4 separate regions of the Homo sapiens genome follow, and regions 2, 3 and 4 are each linked to region 1. Evidence: chromatin loops called from intact Hi-C (ENCODE). Cell type or tissue: Caco-2. All regions are shown on one strand. Each heading gives the region's core, and the rest is flanking DNA. Links, peaks and the distances in the headings are about the cores only. Region 1 overlaps LHX5 (LIM homeobox 5). Region 2 has its middle 46 kb from the start of LINC01234. Region 3 overlaps LINC01234 (long intergenic non-protein coding RNA 1234). Region 4 has its middle 120 kb from the start of LHX5-AS1.

Evidence for each region. Peaks named below come from ENCODE experiments on the same cell type or tissue, not always from the same donor. Only the 100,000 strongest peaks of a DNase experiment are listed, where the experiment ranks them.
Region 2: a loop joins it to region 1, with 5 times the contacts of the local background. A loop is called at or near these places in 5 of 110 quality-filtered maps.
Region 3: it touches region 1 in a loop (17-fold over the local background); 3 of 110 quality-filtered maps call a loop at or near these places.
Region 4: a loop joins it to region 1, with 2.0 times the contacts of the local background. A loop is called at or near these places in 3 of 110 quality-filtered maps.

The regions. Positions count from the first base shown.
Region 1 is chr12:113,458,351-113,465,970 of GRCh38, forward strand. It overlaps LHX5 (LIM homeobox 5), which reads right to left. Exons shown (of 5, transcript NM_022363.3): 5 at 3,683-5,207. The coding sequence ends at 4,840. Among named protein-coding and RNA genes, the nearest start is that of LHX5, 9.7 kb to the right of the region's middle. In Caco-2, for the core only: a CTCF peak has its summit at 4,195 (motif pointing right); a DNase peak (open chromatin) is centred at 4,201.
Region 2 is chr12:113,724,011-113,731,630 of GRCh38, forward strand. No RefSeq gene overlaps it. Among named protein-coding and RNA genes, the nearest start is that of LINC01234, 46 kb to the right of the region's middle. In Caco-2, for the core only: no CTCF peak of the experiment used is centred there; a DNase peak (open chromatin) is centred at 3,871.
Region 3 is chr12:113,763,127-113,770,746 of GRCh38, forward strand. LINC01234 (long intergenic non-protein coding RNA 1234) reads right to left here. Exons shown (of 3, transcript NR_110026.1): 2 at 3,949-4,082. Among named protein-coding and RNA genes, the nearest start is that of LINC01234, 6.7 kb to the right of the region's middle. RefSeq lists an enhancer at 5,872-6,383. In Caco-2, for the core only: no CTCF peak of the experiment used is centred there; DNase peaks (open chromatin) are centred at 3,135 and 3,915.
Region 4 is chr12:113,587,439-113,595,058 of GRCh38, forward strand. No RefSeq gene overlaps it. Among named protein-coding and RNA genes, the nearest start is that of LHX5-AS1, 120 kb to the left of the region's middle. RefSeq lists an enhancer at 153-930. In Caco-2, for the core only: no CTCF peak of the experiment used is centred there; a DNase peak (open chromatin) is centred at 4,163; H3K4me3 peaks cover 669 bases; H3K27me3 peaks cover 115 bases.

The DNA of each region.
Region 1 (7,620 bases), core at 1,761-5,760:
TACTTTGAGAAAATGGTTGTGGATGCTGAAAGACAAACGTCTCTTCCCAACTGCTCCCCTTCCCCACCCAGCCTTTCTCAGGAACTGCCTCCTTAACAATGTGCACCCAGTATTATGGCTGTACACCTGCAGGGGCACTGTGCTAGTGTTGGGGTGGGAGAATGTCTCCTCCCAGAGCCCCTGGGCCCAGTAAGCACTTGGGGAGTTAAAATGAGCTCACGGGAGTGGGAGTGAATTTGGTGTGAATCAGGTCCTCTCTCTCCTCTTGTTACCCTCCATGGAAGCTGGTGTGTGTGTGTGTGAGAGAGACAGAGAGAGAGACATGGACATGGGGATGTAACCCAGGCCCTAGATTTCCTGAACCTTGGCGACAGGCTGAGTCACTTCTCTTCCATCCTCACCCTGTGGAGGAAATGATGTTGAGAGTCCATTTCACAGGTGAGCACACTGAGACCCAGAAAGGGGACATAGTGACCAGAAAGGGGACATAGTGAGCAACCTCCAGTTCCTCAGCCAGGTAGTGTCCTGGATCCCAGAGCTCCTGCTCTGTTCTGCCTCCATCCCATTCTCAGGTGACCTAGGCTGCCAACCCGCTTCACTTGTGAATACTCAGAGGAAGGAATGATGGGGAGTGTGTCCACAAGTACTGATCATGCAGAAATCATGGCATCCCTCTTGGAACCTGGCTTCTGGAGCCACCCTCAGAGATCTTGATGGGGCCACCCCAGGGTTATTTAAGTCCCTGACATAAAAGGGGACCTCTTCCTCTCCCAGTTCTCCCAGACTGAAGCTGTGAGTATTTAAGGGGCAGGTATATATCCTGTGTACATGTGTGTTAGCATGTGTGCAAGGACATGGTGTGTGGGTTTTTGTGTGTCCACAGGGGTTAGACATATTGTAGGTGTGTGCATTTGTGTACACAAGCCTGTGGGTGTCTGTTAATGTACATTTGTGTGCATATGTATGTAGATGTGTGCGCCTACCATTGTGCCCTTGTCTGTATTTGTATGTGTCTCTGTGTGCATGCACAGCTGTGTGTCCATGTGGCTGCTTTGTGTGTGTGTGTGTGTGTGTAAATCCATATGCCTGTGAACATGCATCAGTATATGCTTGTGTTTTTGTTCGTGTACATGTATTTGCATGTGTAAGTGTTCATTGTGTGGGCCCATATGTAACTGTCTGGTGCGTGTGTGTGTGCATGTGTGTGCCTGTACCTGGAGAAAGGGGCAGAGGGCTTGGTTCTACTGCGGTTTCTCATTCTGTAGCCTCACTCTGCTGCCTTCACTGAAGGACACCTCTGGGTCTAAGCGTCCTATCTGGGTAGGGGCTGGGGGCGGTCCCTGGACACCATGGAGCATGAGCAGTAGGTGACTTGGCACACCTATGGGGGCTCTTCCTGCCACAGATTTAATCTTCTCTTTCTCTCCTCCTAACCTTTCTCCCTTCTCTTCCTCTTCCTCTCTTCCTTATTCTTTCCTTTTCTCCTGCCTCCCTCCCCTCCTCTTCCTCTCTTTCACCCCTCCTCCCCTCCCCTCTCTCCCCAACCTGTATCTCCCTGTCACAACCCTGTTTGAGGAAGGGGTGAGTCCTCTCCTCCCCCTAGCTTCGCTTCCCCCATATTGCTCTGGTGCAAGTTCTAAGTGAGCCCTTCTGTAAAGTTCACACATGCCCAGAAAGCATTCAGGGACCCGCCAGAGATGAGGTCCACCTTGCAAATTCTCTCTTGGCCTCTAAAATCCGTTACAGTTAGGGCACCATAGAGAAGTAGAAACACAACCCAATACATGGGTTTGAATCTCAGCTTTGCCACTTCCCAGCTGTGTGACTTTGGGCCAGTCCCTCAACCTCTCTGAGTACCCTGAGGGGGCCAATAATACCTACCCTGATACACGTCCAAGGATTCAGCTGCAAGGATATTCTGATGTGGTTTAAAGTGGTGAAACGTTGGAAACAAACCCAAATATCCAATAATAGACTTGGTTAAAAATAAAACAAAAACCATAAAAGGATGGCTCAGCCATTGAAGAGAACTTTAAGCAGTGACTACACAGAATGACATAGCTCTGTCTATGAAGATCAGTTTATACATCTGGAAGCTATTGCTGAGTGAACCAGAGCAGATGACCACATATTGAGTATAGGGTATGATCTCTAGTTTCAAAATGAAAAAACAAAACAAAACAAAACAAACAAACAAAAAAACAAACAAAAAAACAAGAAAAGAAAAAAGAAGTCTGAAAGAAAATGCATCATCTAGATTTCCATAGTGCTTGAGATTCTGGGTGGTGACATTTTCTTCCTTTTGTTTATCTGAGATTTCTAAATTTTCCACAAGCAAGTAGCATTGGTCTGATAAAGATGAATGTGCAGTAAGGAAAGAAAAGAAAAAGGCAAGGCACATTGCATGATTCTTGTGAGGAACACATAAAGAAGAAGGGCAGAAGAGTGGGGCTCTGAGCGTGCGCCTGTCCCATGGCGGTCTGTTCCCCACCTTCCCCTGCTGCAGCTACAATGGGCCGCTTCACTCACCCCGAGCTTGGGTGAAAAGTGATCCCAATGCAGGACACTCTTCTATTTATTTTTACCTCCCTCTCCTGCTTTTCTTTTCTTTTTCTTTTATCCTTTCTTCCTTCCTTCCTTCCTTCCTTTCTTTTTCTTTTTTCCCTTCTTTCTTTTTCTCTTTCTTTCTCTTTCTTTCTTTCTTTCTTTCTTTCTTTCTTTCTTTCTTTCTTTCTTTCTTTCTTTCCTTTCTTTCTCTCTTTTTTTGAGACAGTCTTGCTCTGTCGTCCAGGCTGGAGTGCAGTAATGTAGTACCAGCTTACTGCAACCTCCGCTTCCCGGGTTCAGGCGATTCTCCTGCCTCAGCCTCCCAAGTATCTGGGATTACAGGTGCCTGCCACCATGCCTGGCTAATTTTTGTATTTTTAGTAGAGAGAGGGTTTCACCATGTTGGCCAGGCTGGTCTTGAACTCCTGATCTCAGGTGATCCACCCACCTCAGCTTCCCAAAGTGCTGGGATTACAGACATTCGAGTTGGAAGGGAATGTAGGAAGCACTCTCTCCAACCCCTGCTTTTGCAAGTAGGGAAACTGAGTCAAAGAAGGAGAGTGACTTGTTTTAGGTAGTGGCCTCAGGCCTCCTAAATCTCACTGGACACTCTTTCCCTCATGCCTTTACCTAAAGACAAGCATGCACTGCATAAGATTTGCAGAGCACAACAGCCTCACTTTGGGGAGGAGGCGCACTTCAGTCCTAACATAGCCTTGCAGATAACCAGCATCAGCTTACCAGCCTGCTCTTTTTTTGGGCCACCAGAAATTACATGGGGGAATAGTTAGGAGTGAAGTTCTAATTCTTTTGATGTGCTGGCAACAAACAAATCACACATTCATTCATTCATCAAACATTCTGAAGACCTACTATATGCTGGGCAGGCCTGTGTTAGAGCAGGGTATTACATAAAGCATGGGGAGATACGGTGCCTGGCACGTAGTAGCTGTCGAAAGAGGACAGTCACTTTCATGAACCTGGGAGTCACTAGAAGAGCTCCCCCTTTGGGTGAGCAGAGGTTTTTGCACCCATCAAGGGTTTAATGTCAGAGACCAGAACCAGGGAAAGGAATGGTTTCATTCTCTCTGAGTCGTTATCAAGGTAGGGACAAAAAAAGAAAACCACACAGCGCTGAGGGAAAAAAGATTTTTTTTTATTAATCTTTCTCTTTAAAAAAAGTTGATTTTTTTTGTTTTTGTTTTTTGTTTTTTTTAGGTAAACCTCTTTCTGCTTCCCCTCCGTCACTCTGCCCTACCTCCTCTTAAAAATATAAAAATGTCCAACCCCGGATAACTAGAGTACAATAAATAAACAGTAAACACAAAAACATACTTTATTTGTTTCTTCTTTATACAAAATAAGGAAACTAGAAGCGTTCAACTTCCAAAAAAGTATAATATTGTACATCCTGACGGCCCAGCCTCCAGGCCCTGGGCAGGGAGGGTGGTCTGTGGGTCTGAGCCCAGCAATCCTGGCGCCCCACCCAGGGGGAGAGCAGGATGTGTGCGTGTTCGAGTCCGGCCTGCTCCCTCGGGCTCAACATAAACGTCAAAGTAAGGAAGAGCGGGAGCTGGACCCGGCTGGCCACTTCCTGACCCACAGCCCTATTCCTAGAGAAGCTGACCTTGAGCCTCAAGATTGGCCACCAGGGAGCGCCAGCGTGCAGGTGGCTCGGTCTCCCTCTCGGTGGCTCCCGGTTCACGCGAGTTCCTCGCTCGCTCTCCGTCTTCTCCCTCTGGCTGACGCTGTCTCTCCATCTCCTCCTCATCTTGCCCCCTTTCCTCTCCCTCTCTTTCAATCTCTCTCCTTTTCTTATCATCTTTTTTTTTAAAGACGGGGAAAGCACAGCGAGAAATAAGATTACAAAATGCCACTCGGATTGCAGAGAGAGGGAAAAACACCGTCTCCGCCCCTTGGCCTCACCCTCTCTCAGTCCAAAGAGGTGGCGGTGGCTGGGTGGGTGGGTGGGGGCCCGGGGAAAGTCTAGAGCGTGCTCGAAATCTCTTGACCCTCCGGAGTATTGACTTTGGTCCCAAGAAATTGCTCGCGGTTGCTGGGAGAGTACTGGCGGTGGGCTGAGGCTCCTGGAGAGCCCGCGGGGTGGAGATGGGGGTCGGCCCCCCCTCGGCGCCCAGCCGAGGAGCAGCTGCCAGTTGAGTGCGGACCCGAGAGAGAACCCCCGAGGGACACCCACGTCTCCCACCGCGTCTGCGTCGGGCGTTTTGGTTTCAGGAGGCTGCTTCGGGGCGGGGCCCCCGGGGGCCGAGCGCGGGGGGCGGCCCGGCGGCCTTACCACACGGCGGCTTCGTTGAGCTCGGGGTTGGGATGCGACAGGGGTCCGCTGTAGCCGCTGGTGCCGCTCATTGGGAAGGGCGGGCTGGGCCCGCCGCTGAATACCTCGCCGGGCATGGGGTGCAGCGTGCCCGGCAGGCCTGGCTCGGGGCTCGGTGTGTCCGGGTGCGAGATCATGTCGGTGAACCTGGGGTTGTCCGCGGCGTGCGGGCCGGCGAGCGGCGGTTCCAGCGCTCCCAGCGGCGTCGAGCCGGGGCCAGAGGCCGCCAGGAAGCTGGAGTCGGCCGGGGACTGCGCCTGCGAAGGCGGGCCGTGCGCGAAGAAGTCGTAGTTGCTTCCCGGCGCGTAGTAGTCGCCTTGGTAGTCTGCGGAGGGGGAGCGGGAAGGAGACAGGGCGCGGTGAGAGAAGGCGAAGTAGGCGGGGGACCCGGGACCCGGGGAGGGGACCCGGGCGGGCGAGAGAGGGGAGCGCGCGACACCGACCCAAGGTTAGAGAGACCTGCGGAGGCCGGCGCCCCTTGAGACGGTGGACGTCGCAGGCTCACGGGGAGGGTTGGGGAGAGAGACAATGAGAGATCTCGAAAGGGCAAGAGACTCAGACTGCCAGAGACCACACACAGAGACGGGAGAGACTCCGAGACCGTGGGGGACACACGCGGCAAAAACTCGGAGACTTCAGTCACAGGTTCCCTGACACCTAGAGATGGAGAGAGACAGAGGCGGCCAGAGACGCAGAGACAGACAATGATTCCTAAGTGTCTTAGGGTCGGTGAGAGACACAGAGATGCGGGACAGCGAGAGACAGACGGAGAGATCGGCAGAGGGGCAGAGAGAAAGGCGGAAAAGAGACCCAGAGACGCGGAGTCCGCGGCTGAGACCCGAAAGCCCGAGACATCGGAGGGTCGCGGAGGAGTCGAGGAGACGCAGAGAGAGGAAAGACGGCCGCGGTTAGAGACACGCGTGGAAACCCCCGGGGGCGGCAGCGAGGGAGTCAGGAGTGAGCCCGAAGATGGAGAGAAGTCGATGCGCCCAGAGAACGCAAGACGGTGGATCAGAGATGAGTCCCAGGAACCTCCAGAGAAGCGGAGGCTGACAGGCCCGGGGAGAGGAACCGGGCAGGGACAAACCAGCGGACAGAGCAGAGCGCGAAATGGTTGAGACCGGGAAGCGACCTGGCCGGGGGAAACTGGATCCGGGCCGCGGCAGGAGCGACTGGTGGGTTGGGCCGGGCGGGGCGGCCTTGGCGCCCTAAACTCGGTCCCTGCGCCCTACCAACCCAGTCCAAGTCCTTCGCCTCGCCAAGTACGGCCGCCGCGTCGATCCCGGTGAGACCATTTGTACCGGCCTAGCCTAGCCTGAGAAAGAGAAAACTGAGCTCCAGCGACTTGGGAGAGGGGGAGGAGGACACGAAGATTCTCTGGGTCATGGCCAGAGCTCCGCGGGCTCCTTGGGGTAGAAGCTCGGTCCTCCAGCCTTGCCCCGGGTTGGTTTTGCCAGCACCCCCAGGTTCTGAAGCATCTGAGGACATTGAGATCTTTTGAGAAGCTGGTGATAGCTATGGGCTCTCTCTCAAGGAAAATGCAAGGATGAGAATTTTGCCCATAAATTCAGGAGGTGTAGGGACTCCGGATTGCAAACCCATTCTGCCTCAACAAATCTGTATCAACTCTCTGACCGCCCCACATAGCCCCTTTTCCAGAACCTTCGGGATATCCTGCCTTCCCCCACCAGGTGGGGCCCTGAAGGACTGACGTGGGGGACGTCACGAAAGGACCACCTTGTACCAGGCACCCGCTTTGTACGGCGGGAAAACCAGCGAGTCCAGAAGCCTGAGTCTCTTCTGCAAATCCACTCCCCCTGCTGAGTCCTGGGATCTCAGTCAAGGGGCGAATTCCTGATGCCCCCTGCCACCCTCTTCCCTCTCCAAACCCTGAAATCTGTCCAAATGGGGGGTGTCTGGAGGCGTGGCTTGGAGGCAGTTTAAGCAACAGCTAAAACGGTTGCCAATTACTTTTTAAAACCATTAATTTAATTCTCCCCGAAAGTGAAGGGGAAGATGGGGAGCGGCAAATTTGGAGCCCCAAAGGGACAGGGATGGGAGACGGCCGCGGCCCGCGGCGAGCCGGAAAACCAGCGAAGGCCGCTGCCCCCGCGCCGTGCGCGCCGCCTCCGCCCATATGGCGGCCGGGCCGGAGGTAATTGGAACAAACGCCGTCTGAAAAGGGCACAAAAGCCGCAGCTGGGGCTTTGTCCGCGCTCCCACGGGGAGCCGCCGGCCCCGCCGCCCGGCCCCTTTCTCGCCCGCTGCCGGTCGCCACCGCCGGGATCTCCCAGCGCGGATTAGGCGGGGCTGCCTCGCTGGGGGCTGGGGAGTCTTCCCCACCATTACGGGGAACGAGGGGCCCCCAGTATCCAGCTCCCCACCTCATCCAGCGCGCAGGGAGAGGAGGCGGTGGGATAGGTCGGGGCGGGGGCGAAGTGGTCCTCGGGGAAACCTTGGTTAATTATCCAGGCGGGGAAAAATTCCGGGCCGGTACCGCCCCCACTACCTCGCTGCTCCGGGCCCAGATTTTGTAGGGAAAGAGGCAAATTTAGGTGGAGAGAGTCGGTGAGTGGAGACTCCGGAAGACACGCCCACCATCCGGGCTCTCCAGGGTTGGGGGTCTGTCCGGGGTTGGGGGTCTGTCCAGGGTTGGGGGGCTGTCCAGGGTTGGGCGGCTGGGGCGCTCCAGCCTGAGCCCTGCCACTGCCTGGGGTCTCTGCCCTGAAAAGCACAGC
Region 2 (7,620 bases), core at 1,423-5,422, 270 kb after region 1:
GGTTGTGGGGAGGTGGACTGTAGGGGGCCAGGGTGGTGACAGAGACCAGAGAGGAGCTACTGCAGTAGTCCGAGCGGGAGATGATGGTGGCTTGCACCACACGGTGGCATGGTGGAGTGGATGGAATTGGATCTGTTCTGAATTTTTCACTCCCTCACTCATTCATTCATTCCATTATCCATCCAACCCATAATTTTTTTTTTTTTTTTTTTGAGACAGGGTCTCACTCTCTCACCCAGGCTGGAGTGCAGTGGCACAATCTCGGCTCACTGCAACCTCTGCCTCCCCACCCTCCCCGCTCAGCCTCCCGAGTAGTTGGGACTACAGGCATGCACCACCACACCTGGCTATTTTTTTTTTATTTTTAGTAGAGATGGGGTTTTGCCATGTTGCCCAGGCAGGCCTGAAACTATCCACCCTCCTAAGCCTCCCAAAGTGCTGGGATGACAGGTGTGAGCCATGGCACTTGGTCCAACCCATAAATATCTATTGGGACCCTCCTATGTGGCAGACAGGAGGGGTACAAAAAACAGTATGCAAAAGAGACCTAGACCCTGCCCAAATAGAGCTGAGGTTTAGTGGAGAGACAGATACTCATCCAATAAGCATGAAATCAACATATCGTTACACACTGCAATAAGTGTCAGGAAGGGGAGGGCCAGGGGGCTACCAGAAGACTGTCACAGCCACAGGCCCCAGCCCAGGGACCTTCTAGCTCAAGCCCCTCATCACGCATGTGGAGAAACCGAGGCACACAGAGGGAGCATGACTGGCTCAAGGTCACACAGCAGGTCCTTGGCAGAGCTAGAGAAAGAACTCCGCCCCCTGCCTCCCAGCAGGTGGCTGTCAGCACCATCACCGCTTCCAGAGCTCAGGCCTCCCCCGCCCCCACCGCAGCCACCCGTGGTTTATGGCCCCCGGAAGCCCCTCCGAAGTGTCTCATCAGCGAGGCCCCGGGCCACGGGAGATGGGCTCGTCCCAGCTCGGGCCAGGCAGCCGCCGATCGATTGCGCGTGTGCCGCCCCGATACTCCATCTCATTAGGCCTTCGTTTTCATCTCCCGGCTTCCTGGCAGCCTTCAAATTATCCCATAAAATTTATTTACTATTTCATGAATACATAAGCAGCAGGCAGGCACAAGCTTTTTATATATTTACACTGTATATATTTCACGGGAGACTTATAGCTGTCTCTAAGGCAGAGCGGGGAGAGGGAGAGAGACTGAGCAGACGGAGCCGGCAGCTGGTGGCAGAGGGAGGAGACAGGAGGGAGGCGCGTGGAGGGCAGGCGGGGACGAGGGGCCCACGGTGCCCACGGCGGCACTGGGCCACACTGGGCTGACCTGACACTGCTGGGCAAGGGATCGGGGAAGGCTCCACTTTGGGACACGCATGTCATGTCAGTGAGGCAGGGCTCCTGGGCTCTGAGGTGTGGGGCTGAGGTTGATGCTGCAGGTCAGTGGTGCTGGGTGTGAGGCTCCAACCTTACAACAGTCTAGTATGGAGGTACTGATGGGTCATAGGGGATCCTCATGCTGGTGGAGAGCTGGACCCTCATTCTGGACCCAGAGTAAGCCCTGACTCTTGCTCCAGACTAAGCCCTGATCTCAGTTACAGACTGAGTCCTAATCCCAAGCACAGACTGAGCCCTGATCCCAGTCACAGAGTGAACCCTGATCCCAGTCACAGACTGAGCCCTGATCCCAAGTCATAGACTGATCCCTGACCATTGTTTTAGCCTGAGTCTTGAGCACAATCACAGAGTATCCCAGTTACAATGTGAGCCCTAATCTTAGTCCCAGCATGACTCTTGACCCTAATCCCAGACTAAGCCCCAACTCCGGTCAAAGATTGAGTCCTGACCCGAGTCACACACTGAAGCCTGATCCTTGCTCCAGACTGAGCCCTAACCCTGGTACAGACTGAGCCCTGACCCTAATCCCAGACTAAAGCCCTATTCTAGTCATAGACTGAACCCTGATCCTAGCTGTAGGCTGATCCCTAACCCTATTACCCATACCCATGACTCCTCACCCCAGCCTGCCATCTCTCAAGGTTTCACTCATGTACACAAGCCACAAGCAGCCTCTTCTCCTCCCTGTGAATCTGCATGGGGACTGTGTGTGGTGACCACATGGTGGTATTGCCCTCCCCACCCCCTCCACATGAGGCATGGCCGTGTGACTTGCTTTGGCCAGTGAAATGGGAGAAGCAGTGAAGCGTGGCCCTGTAGGCTGAAGTCCAAACATGGCAACGTGTGCTTCCACCTCCCCATCCCCCATCCCATCATCTACCAGCTGTGTTCCACCAGTGAGCGCTCCCATCATCCTGGCACCTGGTGGGGAGGACGATGTGGGGTGTAGCCCTCACCAACCCACAGGGTGAGATGTCAGCCTTTGATGAGTTGTTTTCGGGGGCTGAGATTTGGGGGCTGCTTTTCATTGCAGCATAACCTGACTGATACAGCCAGAAACCCCTTTTCCTCTGAAGTCAGCTGCTCAGGGTTCTGTCCATTCCTAATCTCCAAGGTTTTGCCCTACAGAAGGCAGAGGACAGGTGCAGAGAAATCACTCAACATGTCAGAAAACCTGTTGCACAAGACCAGGCACACTGTAGGTGCTCAATAAATGCTTGCTGAATGGGAAAACATGTATTTTTTTCTCCACACTTCTGTCTCAGTCCTTTAGAAAATCTGCTCATCCCAATACAGTGAGATGCCAGTCCAGGAGCCTTGAAGGACAGTGGTTGTGCCCAGAAAGTTCTTCTGGAATCGAATCCTGTCTCCAATATCAGCCGTGTGGCCTTGGGAGAGTCTCTCTCCACTCTTGGTGCCTCTGAGTGCCCTATCTATATGGAATGGAGAGAGGAATCCAAGCCTCTGTGTGTCTCACATCCTGGCTTCTCCAGAGATCTGGCTGGTCAAACCCTCCAAATGTCAAGCCACTGGTACCATCTGCTATCATTTTTGTATTTCTCCACTCAGCTGTTCTATCTTCATTGTTATCACTGTCTTGACCATCCTCATCACTGCTAATGTTCACTGAGCACTTACTATGTACCAGACCTAGAGCCTTTACTCATTTTAATCTTCTTAATGACTCTCAGAGGTCAGTTGTTACTCTTTCATCTACGCATTAATTCACTTATGAACTCTCTGTTCACCTAATGATCTCTTTTATATCTCCCTCTCTCCTTCCTTCTTCCTTCCCTCCCCCTGCTTCCTTCTTTCCTTCCACTGTCTCCTCCCTTCCTCCCCTCCCTCCCTCCCCCCTCTCTTCCTTCCTTCCTTCCTCTTTCCTCTCTCTCTTTCCTCCCTCCCTCCCTCCCTCCCATCCTTCCTCCCTCTCTCTTCTCCCTTTCTCCCTCCCTCCTTTTTCCCTTCCTTCCTCCCTTTCTTTCTTCTCCCATACCTCCCTCCCTCCTTCTGTCCCTCTCTCCTTCCCTCATTCATTCAAAAGCAGTCTATTACAAGGTGAGGAACATGGGCTCTGGACTCTGACTGTCTCGGTTCAAATTCTGGTGCCATCTTTTACTAACTGTATGACACTGGGCAAATTAATTCCTCTGTCTGCCCTGGTTCCTGCATCTGTAAAATGGAAATAGTAATCACTTTTTCCTCCAGGAATTGGTGCAAAGATGAATTGAGTTATGCTTCAAATAGTACTTGGCAGAGTCAGCAGTGAGTAAATGCTGGTCATGATTATTCACAGAGCAACTGATAAACCCACATGTACCAAACCCTTCTCAGGGTTTCAGTGAGGGACAAGACACAGGAAAGTAAACAATGACAGTGAACATTGGAATGGTCACTATGTGCAAGGCACTTTATGCCCATTGTCTCAATTGTCACAGAAGCCCTGTGGGATGGGCACTGTCATTACAACTATTTTGGGAATGACTGAACTGAGGCCCAGAGGGGCTAAGCAACTTGTCTGAAGACACATGGTTCATAGGTGATGAAGCCAAGATTGGAATCTCTGTGGCCTGGCTGCTAAGCTTGTGTGCCTCACCATTAGGCGATGCAGCCACCATGCAATGCATGCATTCAAGGGCAGCAGTACTCTCCAAGAGGGTGTGCAGAGGCCTCTGCATCGGGGACTGAGCAATGAGGCTTCCCCAGGCCAGGGGGGCAGTGGGGTCCTCTGAGCTGGCCCATCCAAGGGAATCTTCTGGAGTCTCCTCGTAAACCACCAACACCCTGACCTCCATCCAACTCCAGAAGGACTTGCTTTCCCTGTGGGTCCTCTGGCCTCTCCCACTCTCCCAGGGAGGCTGTGAATCCACATGCTACAGAAGCAGGGGCTGCCAGAACCCCACCTGCCCTCCCCGCTCTCCTCCATGAAGAGAGGAGCTCCGTAACTGCACAGGGCTCAGTGTGAAGGGCTCCGAGGCAGGCACACATCTCACATTGCAGCTTCTTTTGTCCGGACCATGTAGCATTTATTATTAATTGTAATAATAATTATAATTGCTTATCGATCTCCTCCAATGCACCCGGCACTCCACCCAGCACTGAATTCAGGTCACTGCCCAGCAGACACACAAATCTATGCCCCGTGCCATGCATCACACAGTGTTAGTGCTCAATAGACATCCAATAATGTGACCAGGTCCACATGTACGGTCCTGGCCTGCCACGTCCAGGCGCACAGGCTTATGAGGTTCATGTCTAACCAGAGAGCCTCCCCATCAGCCATGTGGAATCAGTCTTTGACCCACAGCCATTTATTAATTGCTTTTTTTTTTTTTAACATTTGCATTGGACCAAGAAAATGCTGTCCTGGAATATTAGAAATAAAAGGAAGATGCTGTCCTCTTCCTCAAAGACTGTCTAGGACAGCGCTTCTCAACCTTTAACATGCACACACATGCCCTGGAGACCTCATTAAAATGTAGATTCTGATTCAACAGCTCTGGGACCCGGGACTCTGCATTCCTAACAAGCTCTAGGAGCTGCTGATGCTGCTGGGCTGCGAGGTTGCAGGCCGTGCCCTGAGCAGCAGGATCTAGTTGAGGACTGACAGTGTTCACTGCAAATAAGTAAACATCCAGAGGAGGCAATGGGAGAAGGCAGAAAGAACACATGTTTTAAAGCCCAAGATTGGGCTATCTATTTAGCTGTGTGACCTCAGGCAAGTGACCTCACCTCTCTGGGCCTCAGTTTTCTTGTCTTTAGAAAACATGGATGATGTTACCTACTGGATAGACTCATGATAGTGGTTTTAATGAGATAACAGATATGAAAGTGCCGTGCACATGGGAGGTACTGAATGCCTTTCTCCCTCCCTCCCTCCCTCCCTCCCTTCCTTCATTCCTCCCTTCCTCCCTCCCTTCCTTCCTTCCTTCTCTCCATCCCTCCCTCCCTTCCTTCCCTCCCTCTCTCCCTCCTTCCAGTTTTTGTCAGCATATGTAACCTAAAGCCATCAAAAGGATTCAAATTATTGCCACTTTTTAAAGGGAAGATGGTGAAGGTGAGGGTGGATGGAGAAGAAGCCTTCGAGGCTGGGAAGGCTGGGGGTTGGTTTTGAAGGATGGATCTAGCTTGGCTTGGCAGGGCTGGCCAGGTGCACACCATGAGAGAGCAACAGAGGCTGGGGATGCCCCACATCCCCTTGCTGAGCTCAGAGCTCACCTGCAGCTGGCGAGGACATTCTGTGAGCTGCCAGTTGCCCTCATGCCCCTCCATGTGCCTGCAGCCTCCTGCTTTTCTGGCCAAAGGTTTTCACCAAGGTGCACAGGGCAGCCAGGAAATGCTGGGGATCTAATGTCTCCAAAAGCAATGGGAGTAGGTGGAGAAATGCCACAACTTCCATGTCCCTCAGTGGGAAAGTTCTGAGGCGGGATCTGCATGGCTCGTCTGAGGGTCCCCATGGACTGACACCCTGTAAGTAACCTGCGCCTTAACAAAAACTGCACTGTTTTCCCCTTCTCTGCCTCACTTTCCCACTTTCTTCCCTCCCAAATAAACAACCTGCACCCAAGTCCTTGTCTCAAGATCTGCTTTTGGGGGACCCCAAACTAAGGCAGATGGGTCGTAGGCAGGAAGTCATCGTCATCCTTCCAGGGATTCAGGTGCAGAGAGCATCACTAGGTTTCTCCAGCCACAGCTTGCTTTCCTTGGTGCTTATTAACACGAAGGCTTTCTCTCTCTCTCTCTCTCTCTCTCTCTCTCTCTCTCTCTGTGTGTGTGTGTGTGTGTATGTGTGTGTGTCTCTGTCTCCCTCTGTCTCTGCCTCTATCTCTTTGTCTGTCTGTCTCTCTCTTCTCTCTCTGCCCTGTATACCTTCCATCTCTCATGTCATTTTCCATGGAGAGTTCCTACTCTGGCCACACTTCAACCTCAAAAGTATCAGGTGTATCACCTCAAAAGTATGAGGTGAGTTAAATCACCTCAAAAAATAGTGGGCAAGGCAGAGATGATTATCCCTCCCATTTCACAGATGAGGAAACCGAGGCCTGTAGAGGTTTTGCTTGTTCAGGTGTTCATTCAACCAGCCTATGTTGGATGTCTGCTATGTGCCAGGCACTGGGACAGGCAACACCTTGGACAGGGGCTCACCTAATGATTCTGAGACATCATCGAGCACCAGGGCCCTTCAGGGAGCTTATTAAAATTCAGATCCAGGCTGGGCACCGTGGCTCATGCCTGTGATCCCAGCACTTTGGGATGCTGAGGCAGAAGGATTGCTTGAGCTCAGGAGTTTGAGACCAGCCTGGGCAACATGGTGAAACCTCATCTCTACAAGATATACAAAAATTAGCTGGGCATGGTGGCATGTGCCTGTAATCCCAGCTACTCAGGAGGCTTAAACACTAGAAGCACTTGAACCCTAGAAGCGGAGGTTGTAGTGAGCCAAGGTCACACCAGTGCACTCCAGCCTGGGAGACAGAACGATAGTCTGTCTCAAAAAAAATGCAGGTTCCAGGGCCCCATCCCCAGAGATGGCAATTCAGTGGGTATGGTTCAGGAGAAGACCAGAAATCTGCAGAGTAAACCCCCCGAGCTCTACCAAACACTGCAGGTGATTCTGGGACAACGGGTCCTCCCTGGAAAGACTCTGAGAAACACCAATTCAGAAGAGGTAGATTTGGGCCAGGACAGGAGGATGCACAGGACCCAAGGATGCAGCGGAGCCCCACCCCAGGGTGGGAGGCAGGAACTCTCCAGCCAGTGGTTTCCCAGTGCTGGGGTCCTGCCTTGCCAGCCGTCTGGTCTCCCTCTGCCAAGATCTCAAGGCTGTGGATCCTATCCACAGAGCTAGACCAGCTGAGCACTCACATCTCCCCAAGGGGAGGTTTGTCAGGTGACTTGGGCCAGACAGGGACCAGAGTCAAAAAGTTTGAATTTTGTAATGTCCTTTTCAATGGATAAAGCACTCTACAGTGTATAAAGTGCTCACCCACATCGTGAAGCACTTCCCAGTGAGTAAAGGTTTCCAGAGTGCTTCTGCCCTCCTTGCCTTTCATCCTCACAGCCACTCCTTGAGGGGGACTTCTCATCACCATTTTGCAGTTGGGGAGACTGAGTCTGAAGTAGCCAGCCCAAGGGCCCCAGCAAGTGAGTTGAGACTGGAAACCACGGGCTCTGAATCTGAATTCTGAGCTTTTTCTGATCGGGAGG
Region 3 (7,620 bases), core at 1,597-5,596, 300 kb after region 1:
ATGTGAAGTTCTAATCTGGCTTTTCAGATTTTTTTTCTTTTTGGGGAGGAGGTAGTGGTGGGAGAAATCAGGCACCAGGCTCTTAACAGGATCCACATGGAGAAGCAGAGCATGGGGCAAAAGATGTGATGAGGTGTATGCCCTTGTGCATGTGTGCATGTGTGTGTGTCTTCACGTCCGTGTGTGTGCACGTGTGTGTGCATGTCCGTGTGTGTGCATGTCTGTGTGTGTGCATGTGCCTGAGTATATGCATGCAAGAGCATGTATGTGTGTATATGTGCTCATGTGAATGTGCACTCATGCCCGTGTATGCATGTGTGCCCATGCATGTGTATGCATGTATGTGTGTGCGCAGGCCAGTGCCCATGCATGCATTCATATGCATGCATGAGTGTGCCCATGCCCTATGTGCATTGTGTACATGCGTGTGTGTTCATGTGTGTCCATACCCATGTGTGCATGTGTGCATACATGCATGTGTTTTTTGTGTGCATGTGCCTATGACCATGTGTGTGCATGCATGTGTGTGATATAGGAGATGTCTTTCCCAACCTGGCTGTTGGCACCTAACAGACAGCTCTCAGGAGCCATGCGCTTGCCCTGGTTGTCGCACAGTCCTTCCTGTGCATAAATGGGCACATTTCAATGATATTTTCACATTTAGGTTAAATTCTTCACCCTGTCTGCTGCGGAGATGCATTATCCCTGCAATAGCCCAGAGAGATTTCTCTAAACCCAATGATCCCCTCATTCCACAGATGGGTAAGCTGAGGCCCCAGGAGGGGCAGTGGCATGTTCCAGGTCCAAGGTCACAGGAGGGCCAGAGGTGGCACTGGAGCAGAAGTTTCCCTCTGCCAGGCCACTCAGGAGACTGGCCGGGTCTCAGGGCTGGAACTGATGGAGCCCCACTGCCCCTCAGAGATGGCACCTTGGAGGCACAGGCTGGCAGCATTTGTGCAGCCCCTGCAGGCTTTTATAGGGCTGGCAATGATGCTCACTGCGTGCCACACACTGCTAAGCCATTACAAGAATTATGTCATTGAATCCTCAGAACAACTAGGAGGAGGGTCTATCATTATTCCCATTTTGCAGCTGGAGAAACTGAGGCTCTGAGTGGTGATGTGAGGCAGCCTAAGTTTGCAGAACCAGTAAATGGCAAAGGTGGGATTGTCTGTGGTTCTACAGTGCACCTTTTCCATTCACCACACTGCTTCCTGCAGTGAGGGACAGAGAAAGCCCTGCCCCCTTGAGTACTCAGAAGACTGGGAAGTGCATTTGGCTTTGTCCCTGACACCCCGAGAGTCACATCAGCGAGTTCAGGGATCAATTGCAGTGGTCAGGAGCAGCAGTGTGGGGTGGAGGGCCTGGGATGGAGCAACCATAAAACGTGATTCAAAATGTCCCCAAAAATCTTATTCCCCTATTTCACAGATGAGGAAACTGAGGCTCAGGTAGGGTCAGGAACTTGTAAACGGCAAGGATGGTGCCCAGCTGGGTCTGAGCAACTCTGGTGATTTCTACTGTGTGATGAGGAGCAGACAGCCTGGGTCTGCCCCTCCCTGGTTGAGTGACCCTAGGATCACTCCCTGCTTGTCTGGAACCTCAGTTTTCCCATCTGTAAAATGCGGATCAAAAGCGTACGACCTATGTAGGATGGAAGTGAGGATGACGTAAGTTAACACTGGCCAGCACTGGTGCCTGGTGCAGGGAAGCCCTGGATAAAGCTCTGCGTGTGATGCGTGTTTTGCAGCCGGGAGCGCCTCTGCTTGGATCTAGGCCTCTTCTGTGGCTGTTTTCTTTCTGCCCCTGTCCCTGCAGCTGAGTGAGGTCAAATCCTTAATACATGCCAGATTCCCCCCTTTCCCTGTTTTTCTTTTTGCCCATCTCTCCAGTGAATGGGGCCTGGAAGAGCAGCGCGTGGGCTCTTATGGGCCTTCCACCCCTCTAACCCCATGCCTGGTACCTCTGCAGCCCCACCCCAGCACACATAGTAAGAGAGAGAGGCTGCCAGGGCCCAGAGTGTGCCACCTGTGCAGCCACGCACAGGAAATTCTTATTAATTTTTTAACATTTTAATTTCTCGTTGGATTTTAAGAAGTATGGACCTGGTCTCAACCTAGACACAGCCAGACACGGAGAAACACGACCCGCTGTCTCTCACTGACTCTCTGGTTTCTCACTGTCTCTGTCTCCCTGGGAGTGTCTCTAGATCTCTCTGTGTCTCTCACTGTCTCTGTGTCTCTCTCTGGTGTCTTCCTGTCTCTGTCTCGCTGGGTCTCTCACTGTCTTTCTGGGTCTCTCAGTCTCTGTTTCTCTGTATCTCTCACTTTCTGTGTCTTTCTTTGTGTCTCTCACTGTCTCTGTGTCTCTCTCTGGGTGTCTCCCTGTCTCTGTCTCTCTGAGTCTCTGTCTCTGTGTCTCACTGGGAGTGTCTCTAGATCTCTCTGTGTCTCTCACTGTCTCTGTGTCTCTCTCTGGGTGTCTCTCTATCTCTGTCTCGCTGGGTCTCTCAGTGTCTCTTTGGATCTCTCAGTCTCTGTCTCTGTCTCTCACTGTCGATGTCTCTCTCTGTGTCTCTCACTGTCTCTGTGTCTCTCTCTGGGTGTCTCCCTGTCTCTGTCTCTCTGGGTCTCTCACTGTCTTTCTGTATCTCTTGGTGTCTCTCACTATCTCTCTAGGTCTCTTACTGTCTTTGGGTCTCTCTCTGGGTCTCTCACTATCTCTCTGTATCTACCTCTGGGCCTCTCTCAGGGTCTCATTGTCTCTCTGGATCTCTCACTGGCTCTCTGTATCTCTCTCTCTCTCTCTGGGTCTCACTGTCTCTCTGTCTCTTTCTGGGTCTCTCACTGTCTCTGGGTCTCTCGCTATCTCTCTCTGGGCCTCTCTATATCTCTCTCTGGGTCTCACTGTCTCTCTGTCTCTGACTCCAGGCCTACGACTCAGCCCCAGGGACAGCATGTGGAAGCGAGAGACAGGGAGAGAGACAAGGCGTCCCCGAGTCGCTGAGTCCCAGCCGGAGAGTGAGGAGGCGCCCTCGGGCCCCGCCGCCCCACCCGGCCCCCGCGGCCGCCCCCAGCATGTTTGTCCAGGGCAGGCCGCATTGATCCGCCGCGGCCGTGCCACCGTCTGGTAAATCCCGGCCGCGGTAATGAACCTCCCCGCACACCGCTCACAAAGCACACACTAGCCCTGGCCCCAGCGGTTAATATTTAACTGAATAAGGGCCATAAATATGGAAAATGGGACTTTTAATTAAATAAGCAGCTTTTAAAAGGGCCCTTGGGCGGGAGAGGCTTTTGTTTAAATATGATTGATTTGACATGTCCTTTAGCTCTCACACTCTCTCGAGCTCCCTTCCGACGTTAACTCTTGGCCCCCGGCCCCGGTAGCAAGTTGGCTAGGCCAGACCCTGTTCTGCTGGAGGGAGGGGGCTCCCTGCTGGAGGAAGCGGGGTACGGTGGGAAGGAGGTGCCCTGGGAACTGGGATTGAAAATCCGGCTGCCCGGGCCTCTCGCATTTGGCTTCACCCCCATTACAAGCTGCCTCCATTTCGCAGAATGCGTATTTCACCCTAAAAGAAGGGGCTAGTGGGCTAAGATGTCTCCAGATCCGGGGGCACAGGTTCCCTTTTAAAAGCCATGCCACCAGCTGCCTGTCCTTTGGCGGCTCAGCTGGTGGTCCCTCCCTCTGTGCCTCAGTTTCCCCATCTGTAATATGAGGATAACAATAGCACCTACTCCACAGGGCTGTGTTCGGATTAAGCACATCCCAGACCATGGGAGGGCCCACAGTGTTTGCCAGGATTCCAGCTGAAGGCTCTGTGACTGCTGCGAGGCGCGAGGCCACAGAAGCAGCTTGATGGGCACATTCTCGTATTTAGCGCCGACCTCTCATTTGCATTTTGCACTGAGCCCCACAAAGGAAGTATCTAATTCTACTCATACTCACCCAGAGGCTCACAATCTTGGTGGCTTATGACTCATCTGAGGAGCTTGGAATGCTCCAATTTCAGGCCGGCAGGAATTCAGCAGTCAGGGAGGTCTGTCTTCTGCCTCCAAGCTAATGGCCTTTACCTTTCAAAACTTTTCAAAAAAAGAAAGAAATCACATCCTATTCTAAATTTAATATTTATGAAGCACCTTCCATACACCAGATTCTGCACATGCCTGACCTCAGAGCCCTGTCATCTGCCCTACTTCCTGGGTGAGGAGGGATCTGATGCCCAGAGAAGCCAAGTAACCAGTTCAGAGTTGCCCAGCTAAGGAGCAGCTGGGATTTGAACCCAGGCTGCTTTGCCACCAGTGCCTTAAGCCCCCTGTGGGCCTAGCCTGGTGCAGGCCCATGCCCTGGGACTCATGTCTGATCTGGTCCTGGCTTCTCTGAGCTGACGTAGAAGTCACCTTCCTGGATAATTCTGACATTCTCCATTACCTAAGGAGGGGGATGATGGTGGTCACACAGCCTCCTAGTTTATCAAGACTCTACCCCTTATGCCCAACCACCATTTCTTGCTCTCCCCAAGTCAGATAACTTAGTTTTTGCTTATTCCCACTCATAGGCTGCCTCTTCCAGGAAGTCTTCCCAGATGCACTCTGCTTGTTATGGTGGATACCTTTTCTAACTCTTCCAGTATTGGTGAGTATAGTGAGCATAGTGAGTATTTAACTACATTCTACTGTATTGTCATTTCCTGCAACCACCCATTCACATAGTCGATTACCATTTATTAATGACCTATGATTTTATTTCTCCAGCTTTAAGATGAACTTTTTTTCTTTTTAACATTTTGAAACTGGGATCTAGTACATATATAATGCCCATTTTCATTTGCTCCGGCACTTTGGAAGGCTGAGGCAGGCAAATCACTTGAGGTCAGGAGTTCGAGACCAACCTGGCCAACATGGCAAAACCCTGTCTCTACTAATAATATAAAAATTAGCCAGGCATGGTGCTGCGTGCCTATAGTCTCAGCTACCCAAGAGGCCAAGGCACAAGAATCGCTTGAACTTGGGAGGTGGAAGTTGCAGTGAGCTGAAATCACACCACTGCACTCCAGCCTGGGTGGCAGAGCGAGACTCCATCTTAAAAAAGAAAAAGAAAGAGAAATACTCTAATTAAATGGATGCTGCCTCTTATAACGGATGGCATTTTCAGACTGTGGAAATAAAACTTTGTGCCTAGCCCTGTGTCAGGTGTTGGAAGGATTGGGGAAAATCAGACAGACTTTTACTTTGCTTTCTGCTCCCTGAAAACTTACTGTCTAGTGCAGAGTATATTAAGAAAGCACCCTTCAGCTGGGCATAGTGGCTCACGCCTGTAATCCCAGCACTTTGGGAGGCTGAGGCGGGCGGATGGTCTGAGGTCAGGAGTTTGAGACCAGCCTGGCCAACATGGTGGAACCCCGTCTTTACTAAAAATACAAAAAATTAGCCGGGCGTGGTGGCAGGCGCCTGTAATCTCAACTACTTGAGAGGCTGAGGCAGGAGAATCGCTTTAACCTGGGAGGCGGAGGTTGCAGTGAGCCAAGATGGCGCCATCGCACTCCAGCCTGGGCAACAAGAGCGAAACTCTGTCTCAAAAAAAAGAAAGAAAAAAAGAAAGCACCCTTCTTTCTAATTCCCAAAACTCTCAATTCTCACTTGTTCACTCTTTTACACTTTTACTTAACCCTGTGAATTCTCATGGCCAAAAATGTGTTCCTCTCTTCCTAGGAATGGGGTGATTTTAGTGAAGGGAAGAGGTTATGGACATTAAGTGTTTATATTCTGCCAGGCCCTGTCCTAAGATTTATCATGTATTATCTCATTTAATCCTCACCACAACCTAATAAGGTGAGTGCTACTGTAATCACTACCAGTTTGCAGATGATGAAAGGAGGCTCAGAGACATTAAGTAACTGGCCCAAGGCCACACAGCCAGTGAGTGACAGAGCCGGAGTCAAATTCAGGCAGGTCTGGCTCCAGAGGCCTCACCCCTAACCTCAGTTCTTTCGACCCTTCCTTCATCCTCCCCCACCGCACCTGTGAGCTCCACGCCCATCACAGAAAGGAGGCTTAGAAGCTCATCTTCCATCAACAGTGCAGGGGGGAGACAGCCCCGAGGAGAAAATGAAAGCAGACGGTCTTCCAGAGGGGCTGTAATCAAAGGTGTCATGTAGAGAAAGCTGGAAGAGCCAGAGAGCTCCAACAGGAGGTTGGCCTGGAGCTCTGTGTCTAGTGACTAGTCTGTAGGAGACCTCTCCTTTGGAGGGATGTCCAGTGCCAAGTCCCCAGGGCCAGCTGCAAGGACAGTTTATGGTTCATGCACCCCTCTATAGGGGTGGCCAGCGGGCTGGGGATGGTCAGCAAAACTCCCTGTCTGTGCCGGCACATCTGTTGCCATGGTAACTCCTCTCAGGCATCACCCGGTTCTGGGTCTGTTTCCCGGGCTCAGTGTTGGGGTAGGTAGGGCTGAGGCTGGTTTTGGGGTCGAGGCACAGGGCTGGTGCTGGTGTTGGGGAAGAGGCACAAGGGCCATTTCTCATGCAGACCACCCACGGCGGTGGCAGGGGGTCGGGGAGCACTGAGCGAGGCATCTGTATTCCTTCCTTGTAAGCCCAGAGCAACAGGGGACAAAACCCTGTGTTGAGTACATTTGAGAAGAGACCTCCTCCCTAGAGAATCTCCTCCCTACACCCCTCAGGCTAATGGTTGGGGCCCTGTACATTCCACTTTCCCGGTGACTTTCCTGCCGGCTCCGTTTCTCGCCAACACACTCAGATGCACTCACTACCATCTCCTTGTAGACTGTTGTCCTCCTAATGGGGCTCCCTGTCTGGCAATCTGTCCCCACGGATACATCCTCTACAGGTGAGCTTGATTTATCTGTTTATATAGAAACAAAGTCTCACTCTGCCGCCCAGGCTGGAGTGCAGTGGTGCCATCATAGCTCACTGTAACCTTGAATTCCTGGACTCAGTGATCCTCCCACCTCAGCCTCCCAAGTAGCTAGGACTATAGGTTTGTGCCACCACACTTGGCTAATTATTTTATTTTTGTAGAAATTGGGGTCTTGCTCGTTGCCCAGGCTGGTCTTGAACTCTTGGCCTCAAGCCATCCTCCTACCTTTCACTTTTGAGTAGCTGGAACTATAGTTGTGCACTGCCATGCCAAGCTAATTAATTTTTTTTGTTTTTTTTTTTTTTGAGAGACAGGATTTTGCTGCATTGCCCTGGCTAATCTTGAACTGGCCTCAAGGGAACCTCCCCCCAAGGCCTCCCAAAGTGCTGGGATTAAAGGCATGAGCCACTGCACCCGGTCGCAGGTGTGTTTTCTTGAGCCAAAGGCCTCCACTTGCCCTGTCCCTCCCTACTCCTTCCCCAAGCACTGGTCCATCCAGGCCTCCCTCCGCTCCCTCCAGGCCACATCCATGCTGTGGGCAATGTGACGCCCATCAGGCCCAGTAAACACCGGAAATCAGTGAAGCAGGGAGCAAAGGTCGGGGTGAGGCCAACTCTTTTTGGTGTCAAAGGAGATTACGAGTCCGGCTCTCAAAGTTGAGGGCTGGGGCCAAAATCAGCCTGTGATCCCAAGTGGGATGAGTTCAGAGGTCGCCAGCTGGTTCCTTTGTGTGTCAATATTA
Region 4 (7,620 bases), core at 1,742-5,741, 130 kb after region 1:
ATGTGTGTGTGTGTGTGAGTGTGTGGTGTAGGCATCTTCGCATATGTGATTGTGTATATGCATGTGGTTCTGTGCCTGAAAATGTAAGTGTGGATGAGAGAGGTGCACACAAGCACATATATAAGTAAATCTTCATTCACGCATGCAGGCATCTGAGTGTGTACCAATGTATATGTATTTGTGATTATGTGCATGCAAGTGTCTACACCCTACTAAAGGTATATGTCTGAGTCTCTCTCTCTTCCTCCTTCCCACTTCCCCCACTCCTTTTCCTTCTCCTTTTGCCCAGGTGTGCTGGCCCGAGAATGACCACCTCAGGTGAGCCTCCTGGATCTCTGGCTTTGGGCATTCCCAGCAGGTGGGAGGCAGCTTAAGGCAGGCTCTTAGCAGGTGAAAATCCAGCTCCAGCCCCCGCTGAGCCCCAGCGAGAAAGGAATTGCCTGCAGGCTCTTCCCTAATCCTCCAACGGAACCTCCCTCACTTACCTCTCTCTGTGGTAACAAAGGATCTTTCTGCTCTGGTGGTCACATTCCTGACAGCTTAGTTCAGAATGGGGGAAGGGACAGCAGGATTTTGGGGGGCCGTTGGGCAATTTCTATTGGCCTGAGTTTCCTCCTCTGAGAAACTGACACAGAGTGGGAAGAAGACAAGCAGCAGAAGGGTCAGTAGGCAAAACTGTATTGCTGATGTGTTGTGTATTACCAACCTCCACGCTTCCCCATTTCAGACTTAGATGTGCTCAGCAAGTGTTTACTGAAAACCCGGTACTGGGGGCCAAAAACCCAGAGATGAACAAAAGGCATTTTTCTATTTTGGGGAGGTGGTGTTGAAAGTGGAGATGGGAAAGGAACCTAGGGACACAGATTGCCAGAGTCCTGGTCAAACATGTTCCAGGAGGCAGGTAGGGATTTAAAACCTTTCTGCAGGCGGGGCATGGTGGCTCATGCCTGTAATCCCAACACTTTGGGAGGCTGAGGCGGGTGGATCACCTGAGGCCAGGAGTTCGAGACCAACCTGGCCAACCTGGTGAAACCCCATCTCTACTAAAATTACAAAAATTAGCTGGGTGTGGTGGTGGGTGCCTGTAATCCCAGCTACTCAGGAGGCTGAGGCAGGAGAATCACTTGAACCCAGGAGGCAGAGGTTGCAGTAAGCCGAGATCATGCCATTGTACTCCAGCCTGGGCAACAGGGCAAGACTCTGTCTTTAAAACAAACAAACAAACAAACAAACAAACAAAACCCCACCTTTCTGCAGCTCATTTCACTGGCCTAATTAATGTCCATATTCTTTGCTGTGGCATTCAATGTCCTCTGTTATGGGGGGAGGGATAACTGGAGAAGGTTTCTTGTAGGTACCGGTATGTGAGAGAGAACTGGACCCTACAGAACAGGTAGAGTTTGGGGAAGTGAAGATGTGAGGGAGGGGCCTTTAGAAGAAAGCTCATGGCTTAAGAAGGGGTCAGCTGCTGGACCTTGAGTCTGGTTGGTCGTCAACCAAAGAAATTAGGGTGGTGACAAGGCTGTGCTAAATTCCATGTATTGATATTGGTGCATGGTGGAGAGTGTTCCAGTTGGTAAGGTGACTTCATTCCTGTTACTTTACCTTTTCTTCTCAACCCAGTGAGGCTGATGTTATTATGTCCATTTGACATTTGAAGAAATGGAAGAAAAGGAAATAGTAGTGACTCACTCCAAGTCTGTACAGGGCTCAGGCCAGTACTCCTTTTTCTATAGCACAGCTGCCTGCCCTGCCCCTCTGTGAGAAGAAAGTCCTTGAGATCCCAGGGCTGGGAGATCTCTTGGAGGATGGCAGATTCCTGTTACTTTTGTTTATACCTACTTACGTTTTGACTTTGTCATCAAACATCTGTTCCTTAATGTCATCACTAGGAACATGCTTCTGTTCCTATAAGTTCCCCCATTTATCCGGCCACCCATCCATCCACTCCTCTATTCATCTACATTTTTAGCACTCCTATACATCCACTCATCCATTTATTCATCCTCTTACTACCTACTCATCCATCCATTCATCCATCCACCCATCCATCCATCCATCTACTCCCCCCAACCCACACATCCTACTTTCTCATTCATCTGCCTACTCACTATTCACCCATTCATTTCCCCATCAGTCCATGTATCCATACACCCAGTTATCCATCTTTCACCTATCTATCCATCCATACGTTCATCTATCAATGCCCTCCTGTCTGTTCACTCACTTATCCATCCACATACCCACCAATCTATACTCCTTTCCATTCATCCATCCATCCATTCATCCATCCATCCATCCATCCATCCATCCATCCATCCATCCATCCAAATACTCACCCATTCATCCATCTACCCACTATCCATTCTCTTACTTACCCACTTATCCATTTATATACCCATTTATCCATCCACACATTGACCCATCTATGTATCCACTCATCTATCCAGCCATCCACCTGCAGATTTAGCCAACCCACAATCATCTACTCATCCATTTATTCATTATTCACCTATATTAACCTCTCCTTCATTTACCCACCACATCCATCTACGCATCCATTTACCTACCCATCTACCCACTCAGCCACACACCCACCCAATTCCCAATCAACCCTAGACTATCTACCTACCTATCTCTTTGACCAACCAATCAACCATCCATCCAAATACTCAACTGATCACCCTCCCATTAATCCATTCATCCAGTCACCTACCCACCCACCCATCATTCCTGGGCACAGACTCATCATTCCATGTGAGAGTCCAGGTTGGTCTACCCAAGCCAGTGCTGCCTGCTTACAGGGCTGCCATGACTCATCCCACATGCAGGAAGGGGAGGTGGAGAGGCAGTAACTTACATGCAATCTGCCCTAGGGTTTATTTTTATTTTTATTTTTATTTTTGAGACAGAGTCTTGCTCTGTCAGCCAGGCTGGAGTGCAATGGCACAATCTTGGCTCACTACAACCTCAGCCTCCTGGGCTCAAGCGATTCTCCTGCCTCAGCCTCCTGAGTAACTGGGATTACAGGCGCATGCCACCACACCCAGCTAATTTTTTGTATTTTTAGTAGAGATGGGGTTTCACTATGTTGCCCAGGCTGGTCTTGAACTCCTGACCTCAGGTGATCCACCCGCCTCGGCCTCCCAAAGTACTGGGATTACAGGCTTGAGCCTCTGCGCCCGGCGATTTCCCCTAAGGTTTAAAGGTCACCTGAGTGCTCTTTCTTCCAGGCCCAGCGGTAAGAATTCTGGTAACTGAAAGAAAAAGAGAAACAAGGAGACAGAAACCTGGGGAAGGAGTGGAGAAGAGAGAGGAAATGATAGAGACCAGTGAGTGAACTAAAGAAGGGGAAAGAGGCCAGGTGTCATGGCTCATGCCTGTATTCTTGGAGCACTGTGAGGCTGAGGTGGGAGGATCGTTTAAGCCCAGAAGGTCGAGGCTGTAGTGAGCTATGATCCCGCACTGCACTCCAACCTGGGCGACAGAGCAAGACACTGTTTCAAAAAAAAGTAGGGGTACGGGGAGAAAAAGAAATAAACATGGGCCGGGCGCGGTGGCTCACGCCTGTAATCCCGGCACTTTGGGAGGCCGAGGTCGGCGGATCACGAGGTCAGGAGATCGAGACCATCCTGGCTAACACGGTGAAACCTCGTCTCTACTAAAAATACAAAAAATTACCTGGCCATGGTGGCAGGCGCCTGTAGTCCCAGCTACTCGGGAGGCTGAGGCAGGAGAATGGCGTGAACCCTGGAGGTGGAGCTTGCAGTGAGCCGAGATCGCGCCACTGCACTCCAGCCTGGGCGACAGAGTGACACTCCGTCTAAGAAAGAAAGAAAGAAAGAAAGAAAGAAAGAAAGAAAGAAAGAAAGAAAGAAAGAAAAAAGAAAGAAAGAAAGAAAGAAGGGAGGGAGGGAGGGAGGGAGGGAGGGAGGAAGGAAGGAAGGAAGGAAGGAAAGAAAGAAAGAAAGAAAGAAAAAAAGAAAGAAAGAAAGAAAAACATGCGTGCAGAGAGAAATAGGAAGTGGAATACAGGAACAAGGGAGAGAGACAAATAGATGATCATATGTTATGTCGGCGGCGGTGGCGGGGGGTGGGTGGGGAGGAAGCAGAGGCTAGAGTGTCCCTAGCGTCACGCCCTGTCGCCCTCCCCTGAGCTCCCGGAAGCCCATGGGGCCGCGGCCAAGTTTCCCCGCCTCCCGAGGAGAGACAGAGAAGCCACGAGTCGCCGGGTGGGCGCGGCGCTCCTGGGCTCACCGGGGCGCATTGGCACTGGCGGCGGCTGCGCGGGCTCGGCCGGCCCCACCATCAATTAAGCGACCGCGGGGTCCGGCGAGCGGCAGCGTGTGTGGAAATTACCTTTTGATTTCTTAATTACATTGTCCTCACCTGCAGCTCAACCCGCCTAGGAGAGGCGCTCGCCGAGCTCGATTCTCCGGGTGCCATAAATTAGGACGCCAGTCGCCGGCGAACGCTGGGGGCTTCCAGTATACCTTCCAGCGCAGCCCGCAGGCTATTTTTATCTCCCTCAGCACCTCGGCACCTCGGAGGAGCTTCTGCTAATTCACTACCCCGACACCGTCTCATCTCCCCTGCAACCAAACCCAAGTCTATTCCCAGGCGTAGGGGAGTTGGGCTCTCACAGACCTGGGTTCCAAACCCAGCCTCTGCCAGGCCCTGACTGTGTGACCCTGGGCGAGGGCATCCACCTCTTAGAGCCTCAGTTTCCCCATCTGTAACATGAGAATAAAACATAGCTCCCATTTGTCTGGAGGGTAAGGCTTAAAGGAACTGCGCCTTGTGAAGGCTTAGTCCCACTGACTCTGATTCATTCGTTTCGTGAGTTCACCTTGAGTGCCTACTGTGGATCTAGTGCTATTCTAGGCTTTGCAGATAAAGAGATGAACAAAACAGTGTCTGACTTCTTGAAGTGAGCAATGGCTATGATTTATTATTATTATTTTATGATCAAAAGGTTCCAGGGTTTTTGAGACTCTTGGCGGATGCTGCAGATGGGTGCAGGGAGACATGAGGGTGCTGCTGGGGAGGGCAGGTGAGGATTTAGGGTGGAGGAATCGTCAGGTTGGAGTGGAGCTGACCCACAACACAGACATAAAGGCATCCCAGAGATCAAGGTATTTGACAGATGGGGGAGTGACTTCCCTATGCCCGGCTGAGGCACTGGTAGAGCTTGGGTCTGACCTTTCAGTGTCTTCTCTCCCCATAGCTTGGTGATGCACGAAGTGTGGTTCTAGACCAGCAGGTTCGGCCTCATGAGAATTTGTTAGAAATGCAAATTCTCAGGCCGTACCCCGAGACCTCTGAAATTAGAATCTCTAGGGGTGCATCCAAGGAATCTGTGTTTTGACAAGCTCTCAAGGGGGTTTTTTATGCCCAGTAAGGTTTGAAAAGCACAATATGGCCGGGCGCGGTGGCTCACACCTGTAATCCCAGCACTTTGGGAGGCTGAGGTGGGCGGATCACTTGAGGTCAGGAGTTGGAGACCAGCCTGGCCAACATGATGAAACCCTGTCTCTACTAAAAAAATGCAAAAATTAGGCGGGCATGGTGGTGCACGCCTGTAATCCCAGCTACTTGGGAGACTGAGGCAGGAGAATCGCTGGAGCCCGGAGGCAGAGATTGCAGTGAGCCAAGATCATGCCACTGCCCTCCAGCCTGGGGCAACAGAAAAGAAAAGAAAAGAAAAGAGAAAAGAAAAGAAAAGCATAGAATTGCCCTAACAAATGCAGGGTTTCCCTTGTTCACTGCCTTGATCTCAGAAAATGGATCATTGTGCCTCCTTTTATAAGAATTCAAGTTGCATCCAGACTGAGACATCCCACATGCTATAAACATGTACTTCAGGGGCTCCCAGACCCACTGACACCCAGGTTAGAGCCTGTGTCATAGCCCAGGCTCACGTTGGGATTACCTGGGGAGTCTGAGAAAGTTCAGATACCTAGGCCCCTCCTCAGACCAATTCAATCTGCATTGCTGGGAGAGGTCCTGAGTCTCAGTCTTCCAAAGCTGCAGGTGATTCTGGTGTTAAGGGAGGATTGATAGCAACTGCCACTGTAGAAGCTGACCAGAGTGGGAAGTCAGAAGTCTCCATTTCCAAGCCCAGTAGTCCTGCCACTGACTCACTATTTGGGGCCAAATATGGTATCCCCTTCGGCACCCACCTAGGTCATATTCTGTCAGTTTATCAGGTCAGAAGCAATTGGAGAAACATGCAGAAAAGGCAGGTTCTACATGGGGTCCCCCTCCTAGAATTTGAGCCCTATGTAGGTTTGAGGTAGGGCCTGAGAATATGCTTTTTATTTTATTTATTCTTTTATTGAGACAAGGTCTTGCTCTGCCGCCCAGGCTGGAGTGCAGTGGTGTAATCATGGCTCACTGTAGCCTCAACTTCCCAGTTTCGGTGTGATCCTTCTGCTTCAGCCTCCCGAGTAACTGGAACTACAGGTGTACCACCATACCTGGCTAATTTTTGTATTTTTTGAAGAGACAGATTTGCCCAAGTTGGTCTTGAACTCTTGGGCTCAAGTCATACTCCCTGCCTTGGCCTCCCAAATGCTGAAATTATAGGTGTGAGCTACCCTGCCTGGTGAGAATATGCATTTTAAAAGAGCTGCCAGGTAAACTTTGCTACAAACATCCACTCTGAGAGATTCCATGGGAGCAGCAGAGCAGGCAAGTTAAGGACCTGTTTGAACCCTAATTTCATTTTACATCACAATCCTGGCTGTCTCCTTTCCAACCCCTTCTCTCACCTAATTTAGAGTTATACTTTTTTCCTCTTTTGAGCATGTTTATTTAAACTCCTTTAAATTCATGTTTCTTGATATTTTTAAAATATTAATTGATAGCCAGGTGCAGTGGCTCATGCCTGAAACCCTAGCACTTTAGGAGGCTGAGTCAGGAGGATGGCTTGAGCTCAGAAGTTTGAGACCAGCCTGGGCAACATGGTGAAACCCTGTCTCTACTAAAAATACAAAAATTAGCTGGGTGTGGTGGCACCTGCCTGTAGTCCCAGCTACTTGGGGGGCTGAGGAAGGAGGATTACTTGAACCCAGGTGGTCGAGGTGGCAGTGAGTCAAGATGGTGCTACTGCACTCCAGCCTGGGTGACAAAGTGAGACCCTGTCTCAAATATATATATTAGTTGAAGGAGACACTTTTTTGGGGGTTATGGAGGAGAAGGTTCCCCCTCCCGCAGTATATGTTTATCAAATATTGATCAAAATTCTCAAAAATGCTTCTACTAAGCTCTTGCTTCCAGAAAAGGTGGCATAACAGAGACCAGATTTATTATCCTGCCTTAAACAACTGGAAAACCAGACCAAATATTTATTTATTTACTTTTACTTATTTAGTTTTAACTTTTATTTTAGGGTCAGGAGTATATGTACAGATTTGTCACATAGGTAAACTTGCGTCATGGGGGTTTGATGTACAGATTATGATGTTGTCACCCAGGTACTAAGCTTAGTAATCAATAGTTATTTTTTTCTGATCCTCTCCCTCCTCCCACTGTCCACCTTCAAGTAGGCAATGGTGTCTGTTGTTCCTCTTTCTGTGTCCATGTGTTCTCATCATCTAGCTCCCAGTTATAAGTGAG